Linked DNA regions of Homo sapiens: region 1 is linked to region 2. A link is a contact called in ENCODE Hi-C or POLR2A ChIA-PET data. All regions are on one chromosome and are shown on one strand. The core of a region is the stretch at or near the end of the contact, and the rest is flanking DNA. Distances in the headings are between cores, read along the strand shown.

What was found. Hi-C counts contacts between places; a loop is a spot of excess contacts on that map. ChIA-PET counts read pairs that join two places held with the same protein, here RNA polymerase II (POLR2A). Pooled maps may share reads with other maps.
Region 1: a loop to region 2 is called in a map of OCI-LY7, with 2.6 times the contacts of the local background. The contact joins the promoter of SLC2A6 here to the enhancer-like site in region 2. A Hi-C loop is called at or near these places in 1 of 168 maps with a recorded cell type or tissue (OCI-LY7) and 1 of 50 pooled maps. POLR2A ChIA-PET finds 5 or more read pairs at or near these places in 4 of 52 experiments (GM12878, H1, HepG2 and 1 more).

The regions. Positions count from the first base shown.
Region 1 is chr9:133,477,131-133,481,001 of GRCh38, forward strand. SLC2A6 (solute carrier family 2 member 6) reads right to left here and starts at 1,969. Exons shown (of 10, transcript NM_017585.4): 1 at 1,838-1,969; 2 at 1,124-1,286; 3 at 1-111. The coding sequence starts at 1,929. RefSeq lists enhancers at 1,499-1,558, 1,979-2,480 and a silencer at 1,719-2,368.
Region 2 is chr9:133,700,518-133,704,189 of GRCh38, forward strand. It overlaps SARDH (sarcosine dehydrogenase), which reads right to left. Exons shown (of 21, transcript NM_001134707.2): 13 at 2,399-2,512. Among named protein-coding and RNA genes, the nearest start is that of SARDH, 36 kb to the right of the region's middle. Within about 2 kb of position 1,579, at least 13 of the 41 ENCODE cell types and tissues checked have a DNase peak (open chromatin) inside an H3K27ac peak, as active enhancers do; they include OCI-LY7, where a contact is called at or near this core.

The sequences.
Region 1 (3,871 bases), core at 719-3,218, 220 kb before region 2:
GCCGGCCGCCGACGGCACAGCTGAGAACATGATGCTCAGCTTCCGGCCCAGGAGGTCGTTGAGGATCATGGCACTCAGGCCTCCGGCCGCTGCTCCCAGGGTGAACACGGACTGCAGGGGAAGGGGGTGCAGGGCAGATATGTCTGGGCACTTGGCACCCCAATCTCATCAGAGTCCAGGGACAGCTTCTTCCCTAGGCCGACCCCAGGAGCTGGTCAAGCACTTGGCCAAGTCAAGCACTTGAAACAGGGAGCCTCCTGTCTTCAAGGAACAGCCATTTGTTAGGGATGCCCAAACGGGGAATTCTGCTCTAAGGAAGAGGTGCTGCGCCACATATCCACAGTGGTTCTGTCCAGCCTGATGTTTAAATGTCTAATATTTTAATACAGGAGAATTCTGTGACTTGAAGGTACTGGGCTTTAAGATTTGGAGGTTCTTAAGTTCCCTGTACAGCAGCAACTGGGACCCCCTCTGGACTCTGCTAACTGGTAGTGGGACCTGGGCACATTGCCCAGCCTGTCTGCACCTCAGTTTCTTCAGCTGTCTTATGGGGAGAGCGCAAGTTCTACCTCGTGGCGTTGGCCCTGAGAATCAATGAACGTTCAGTGCCCAACACATGCCTGGCACATAGGAAGTGCTCAGTAAACCTTGGGAATTTTTATCTTAACTACTATGTTAACAACTCTACATATGAGGCTATTAAGATTATAATTTTAGACTCTGGGACTCTGGGATCTTCCTCTCCATCAGCCCACAATCTGTCCTGCGGACTCTCCTTGCCCCAGCCAGTGCCTCTCCCCACTGACACCTGATACCCTTGCCCCCATCCAGCCAACTGTGGGTGTGGGGACCCGGGGAAGCCTCAGCCCCACCTAGTATAGACCCTGACAGCCACCTCCCCACCTGCTCCTTCCCTCACCCTCTCCACTGGCTTTCAGTTCCTCATTTCAGAGGAATCCTGTAGCTTTACCCCACCCACTAGTGGCCTGGATGGCTGGGGGAGGGGGGACCAGGGCCCTGGAGGGACCCCCAAGGTGGAGAATTTGGGAGGTTCCTAGCTGGAGATAAGGCTCAGCAGGTCCCTCCTTCCTGCACCCACCCTCCTCCAGAGGATGGTCCTTACCCCAAACCAGGATGCCTGGGATTTGGTCAGATGCAGGTCAGGATCCAAGGAGCGCTCCAGGGCTGGGATGACAGGGGATGTGTAGACCAGGGCATACCCAAAGCTGAAATTGCCGAGCACTGCGGCGAAGGTGGCCAGGAACACCCTTTTGTTCTGCAGGGTCCTGGTGATGGTGGCGGACAAAAAGACCAGGGTCTCTGAGTCCCTCCTCCAGGGACCATTGCCTTTTCTGAACCCAGTGGCTGCCCGGCTCAGCGGGCAGTGCTAGGGAGGCCTGGGTCCAAGGCCATTCACGTTCCCAGGGCCTGAGCCCCAGCTCCCCTGGGAAATTCCCAGGCCATTGTTAGCTCATCCGCAGTGGCTGAGCCTCTGGTGCTGGGGCCTTTTCTCCGGAAGAGGAGGCTCTGGTTCTGCCCCCAGGGCGGCGGCTGGAGGCTTGCTGTGTGACCTCAGGCAGAACCCCTGCTCGCTGGGGCCTCAGTCTCACTGTCTGTGGCAGTGGGGGGCTGGGCCCGGTACTCTCGTGGATCGTTCCTTCCCTTAGGGGGACCAGTTCCTTAAATAGGAGTAGCGTGTCTGGGACAGGAGGGAGCCAGATGGCCCCTCGGTGGCGACTAGGTCAGGGGAGGCCCAGGGCGGGAGCCTGCCGCCGGCTGGAGGGAACCAGGGCCACCCCCAGGCCCCACCCGCAGCCCCCAACCTAGCGACTCTCACCCGACCCGCGCCCTGTCCCCTGGCGACGGGGGCGGCTTCTCGGGGAAGGTGTCGTAGTCCGGGCCCTCGGCTCCCAGCAGCGGCTCCTGCATGGCCGGGTCTCTCTCGGGGCGAGCGGAGGGCGCTCAGACTGGAGCAGCCGCCCGGGGCCAGCAGCTCCGAGGGCACCGGCCAGGCTCCGCCCCTTGGCCGCTATTGGCTGTGGGACGGCCCTGCAGAGACACGCCGGCCAATGGGGCGGCCGCAGGCTGTCCTGATGCTCGGATGCGGACCCGGCTTCCCCGGGCGCGGCCGGCACCGCGTGCGCCCCCGAAGGTCACGCCCCAAGACAGGATGGGGGTCCCAGGGCGGAGCCCCTGCTGGATCGTCCGGGGCCCCCGCGGAGCGCCGGAAGCGGCTCACCCGGCCCGGCTCTTGCAGGCGTGACTGCGGCAATGCGCGCAGCCCCTGTCGTACTCGCTCCCGCGGGGTGGAAACCGAGGCCCAGAGAGGCGAAGCCGAGCGCCAGGGTCACAGCGAATGCGCACCTCGCTCCTCCTTACGCTCTAGCCCTCCCCGTCGCGTGGCGTCTCAGGGCCACCTCTGCCCTGGCTCTCCCTGGCACCAGGGAATCGGGGTGTGTCAGGGCAGCAGCGGATGTGCGGGACGAAGGAGGCAGGAGGGGCCGGCGAGGCGCTGTGGGCAGCTCCAGTGGGCGAGGTCTGTATCCTCCACCCCAGGCTCTGGTGGTAGAAATAACCTGAGCTCGTGACACGTAACCCAGGTAGTAAGATAACATTGAAAAATAAGAAAAGCAGAAATGGAAAATTCCCGGGAAGACCGTCCTCAAAAAATCCCACAGCAGTTCCACCTCTCCCTTTGGGCCTTTTCGGGAAGAGGACGGAATCACGCCCTGCTCTGTTGGATGGACGTGCCACACACGCTTTTAAACGGAGCCTTTGTTGCTGAGTATTTGGGTCATTTCCCATTTTAGCTATTAACATGGTAAAGCATTTTTAAAAGTTAGAATTCCCTTTTATTATGATTGAAATACAACCATAATAGAACAATAAAATCACATCCATCTCCCGTCAGCCTGACCTTGATGGCGTTTTAGCCTCTTCCAGTCTTTTCCTCATGTGCCTATTTTGCATATTTGCTATTGGGGCCCCCATTAAACTGTGCAGCCCCTTTACGTCACCGTTTTCTTGCCATCAAGATCATAGGCTTTGGACTCAGGCACACCCTGGTATGGTGATCAGGCTGCACAGTCCTCGTGGCCATATATATACGTATATACATATATATGTGTATGTATTTTTACATATCTATATGTGTATTTTTTTTTTTTTTTTTGAGACGGAGTCTCGCTCTGTTGGCCAGGCTGGAGTGCAGTGGCACGATCTCAGCTTACTGCAACTTCCACCTCCCGAGTTCAAGCGATTCTCCTGCCTCAGCCTCCCAAGTAGCTGGGATTACAGGCATGTGCCACCACGCCCGGCTAATTTTTGTATTTTTAGTGGAGACGGGGTTTCACCATGTTGGCCAGCTTGGTCTTGAACTCCTGACCTTGTGATCCTTCCGCTTCAGCCTCACAAAGTGCTGGGATTACAGGCGTGAGTCACCGCACCCGGCCTTCTCTTTTTTTAAAATGTATTTTTTTTCTTTTAAAATCAACTTTAGGCCAGGTGCAGTGGTGTGTGCCTGTAATCCCAGCATTTAGGAGGCCAAGGTAGGAGAATTGCTTGATGCCAGGAGTCTGACACCAGCCTGGGCAACAAAGTGACCCTGTCTCTACAAAAAGCTAAAAAAGTTGTCCAGGTGTGATGGCAAGTGCCTGTGGCCCCAGCTACTCGGAAGGCAGAGGTGGGAAGATTGCTTGAGCCCAGGAGTTTGAGGCTGCGGTGAGCTGTGATCACACCACAGCACTCCAGCCTGGGTGACAGAGGGAGAGCCTTCTTGAAAAAATAAAATACAAGAAAAATCAACTTTGTTAAGCTATAATTTATATACAGTAAAATGAATCCATTTTAAATATAGGTTGATGAGTTTTGA
Region 2 (3,672 bases), core at 329-2,828:
AGTAGAGTAGGGTTGCCCTGGGCTGGGGATAGGGTGAGGTGTGGGGTATCTTTTGCTGGGAGATGAAAACATTCTAAAACTAGATCATGGTGATGGTTGTACAATCCCGTGAACTCACTAAAAAACACTGAGTTGTACCTTTTAAATGAATAAATCATATAGTATGCGAATTAGATCTCAATAAAGCTGTTTTCAAAGCACACACACACACACGCACGCGCACACACACACACACATAAACAACATCACTCCCTATTTCCTTCCCCAGGTTTACAAATGCCTGGGTGAGGTTTTGAGAATCTTCTATTCTTCACTGTATGTTCTACTTGGTCTTCCCCTTCAGGGCTCAACATGCCCCCCACTGCTGAGCAGAGGTGCCCACCTCATTGTTGTTACAGGAAAAAAATAATCATGACAGCAACAACCACAGCTTCCTGAACAGCTGCCGTGTGTCGGGAAGCTGTTTCATCTCCTCCCAAACTCCCTTTGAGTTTCCACAAGGGAACTCATATTACCCCTCACATACTCAGGGAGGCCAGGGATGGTGGCACAGCCAGGCAGTGGCAGAGTTATGGTCCAGCCAGGCTGTGCAGGGGTGCACTGACCCTGACAGCTGGTCAGGCAGATCCCTGCCCAGCTCCACATTCAGTGATGCCTCATTGGCGGACTGGATTGAAATCAGCCATGGAGAAAGCATTTACATCAGGGAAATTGGCCGGTGCTACAGAGCCAGCTTCCTCCCCTCTGCCCCAGAGAGCTGGTTGTTAAGCTGTTACCAGCACACCACAGGGACCATCTGCCTCCTGAGCTCTCCATGGCTTCTCCAGCCCCACCAGGCATCACTGTCCTTCAGGACAGGGCTCCCCTTTGTCGGTTTCTGCTGTACCTTTGCTGATGCCACCGGGGCTGCCAACCAAAACCCTCAGCAGCCTCCCGCGCTGGGCTCCTCTAGCAGGCCGGGGAAGCTGCCAGCGCCAAGAACAAGCACGTGTTTCGTGCTTTAGGACGGCTTCAGGCGCGTTTGCGGAGGCCGGATGAAGCCACAAAGCCAAGTTGGCATCTCCCCCGAGCTCCCACATCCTCGAGGGCCAGAGTCCCACAGGCTTTAGAAGCTGTGGGTGCGGAGGTGCCAGACGGAGCCCCGAGCACTCCCTGGGAGGCAGCGACAAGGGACTCGGGCACTGAGCCGGCCCTGCTGCTGCGGCGCTTCATGACACACACGCCTCCTCCTTCCTGCAGGAGCCCCCTCTTCCGACGCCTTGAACAGATGTTCCACCACTAGAGCAAGCTTTCGGGGAGATGGTGGAAATGAACGGTTTATTCCCTTCAGAACTGGCTACAGAACCCAGTGCGGGACCCAGTGGGGACCTTGCTCAAAGACCATGAAGAGTCTCAAGGCACTGACAGCACAGCATGAACCCAAGCGGGGCCCTTCAAGGCAACGGACGACCGCAGGGTCAGACCCTACCCAAGCCGGACTTGCGACTGGCCTAGAGGCCCCAGGAAGGAACCCCCTCGTGGATGCCTCCTAAGCTGTCCCTGGGCTCTGAGACTCTGGGCTCAGGCCTTGGCTCTGCTCCTATGTCAGATTCGCAGTGAGGTGTCACGCGTCTCCCTGGGGTGGCACGGGGACAACAGCTGTGCTCCACCTGTGAGCACTTTACAACACGACTGGGCAGGCCAGGGCAGACGCTGGCCTCGCTCCTTCCCGGACAGCTGCGGGGGAGAACGCCCCTGTGTGGTGCAGGCTGCTGCGGGGGAGAAGACCCCCAAGACTCCTCACCTCCACCCCCTGCACGTGGGAGCCAGGTCCCCAGGCAGGGGCGACGGGCTGCCAGCTGCCCCGTGTGAGCAGCCTCGCCTGCCCACTTTGGAGCCAGAGGAACAGCAAGCAGGCTCCAGGCCACGGCCCTCCCGGCTCTGGTTCCCTCTGCTTGTCCCTTGGAGGGGCCCATACGGGGCCTGATGCCCAGGAGCCTGCGGCCCCCTTGTCCTGGATCTACTCTGCGCTGGCTTCCAGGAGGGAGGACCCCCTTCCCCCACCACGTCTCATGCCAGCCTCGGCGCAGCTCCGGAGAGCGGGAGGCGGAGGCTCAGAGCGGTGCAGCCCCACCGGGCCCCAGCCCGTTGCCTCCGCCCCCACCTCACCCCATCCCCAGCAGCACCACTTCCGCTCAGGCCTGGCTGCTGGCAAAATCTCGGCACAGAGGGAGGAGGGGGAGAGGAAAACGCATGATTCCTCCTCAAAATGGAGTCAGCCGAAAAAAGCGTGAATGCAGAGCCCGAAGAGACTCCTGGGGGAGGGGAGCCCCTGCAGGGCCAGCCGAGGGCCGGCGCAATGGCTTATCTGAGGGACAGGCAGAAGGACGGACCCCCACGGTGGACCCCAGCTACGCACCGTGTCGTGGTGGGGCGGGAAGGCGAAGGTGTACTCGTCTGCCAGCAGCCTGCGGTAGGCGTAGTCCTCGTGCGCGCGGCTCCCGTAAGCCCCGTAGTAGTCGTACTCGAGGACCTGGGAAGAAAAGACGTGGTCCTCAGCCTGCCTCTTTGGCCCCTCCCCGCTTCCCTCCCCAGAGCGGGGTCCCGCTGAGGCTGTGATGGGGTCAGGCCTGGCCCTGCCCTCGGAGAGCCCTGCACTGAGTGCCCGTGTGTTGTGGACGCGGGCAGGGGGCCCCCATGAGGTCCAGGCAAAACAGAGGCACAAAGGAGGCCGCAGGGTTGCCTGGTGGGTCTGAGAGCCCAGCCAGGGCCCAGGAGGCTGGAGGAGGAGCTGGATGCACCCAAGGTGGGGAACGACAGGGAGAGGTGGTTACCCAGGACCTCAGCCAGGGCTGCTCCCTGGAGCCACGGCAATCCCAGGCCCAGCTCCTGCTCTGGGCCAGCCCCTGCGGGAAGCGTCTTACACTCCTACCAGGTGTGCCCCTTTCTACAGATGAGGAAAGTGAGGCGCAGAGAAGTTATATCTCGCCCAAGGGCACAGACAAGTCCTGGACCTGGCAGTGGCACGAAGCCAGGCAGGTGCGTGGGCTCCAGAGTCCAGCTTTTCTGCCACTGCCTTGGCCTCCCTGGGATCTGCCCCCATCAGACACCCCACAGCCCCACAGCCCCATGCCCCTCCCTGGCCGCTGCTCCTGCAGACAACCCCCCACCCCGCCACCTGCCCTCCTAACTGCCGACACGGCACAGCTGTGAATGCAGGTGTGGGCAATTCTTAACCTCCCAGGGCTGCCAGCCCCGTCCGCCCAAGCCTCACCTCCTCTTCACACACAAGTGGGAGCCAGTGTGAGGTTGTAAGGGAGTCAGGCTTTGCTGGCATCTCTGCATGGAGTACCCCCCTCCCCAGCAGGGACATCCCACCCACTGCAGCCCTGCCAAGGTGTCCTGGACACCCAGGCTGGCTCCCGGGTGGGGGTGCAAAATCCGCCCATCTTGGGACCTGGGGTGTGTTCCTGACTCTCCTCTCCTCGCCCAGGGACAGGGGAGAGGGGCTTCCAGGGCCAGATCTGACTGGAACACAGTGGGTTGCACTTCAAGACAGGGTCTGCCCAGACCCCTCCTCCCCGCAGGGTTCATGAGGACGGCATGTCCCTAGGGGCCAGCAGGAGAAGAGACGATGACCTGCAAGGCTCTGACCCCAGAGCCGTGGCCCCGTTAGCCAGCTCTGGCTCTCAT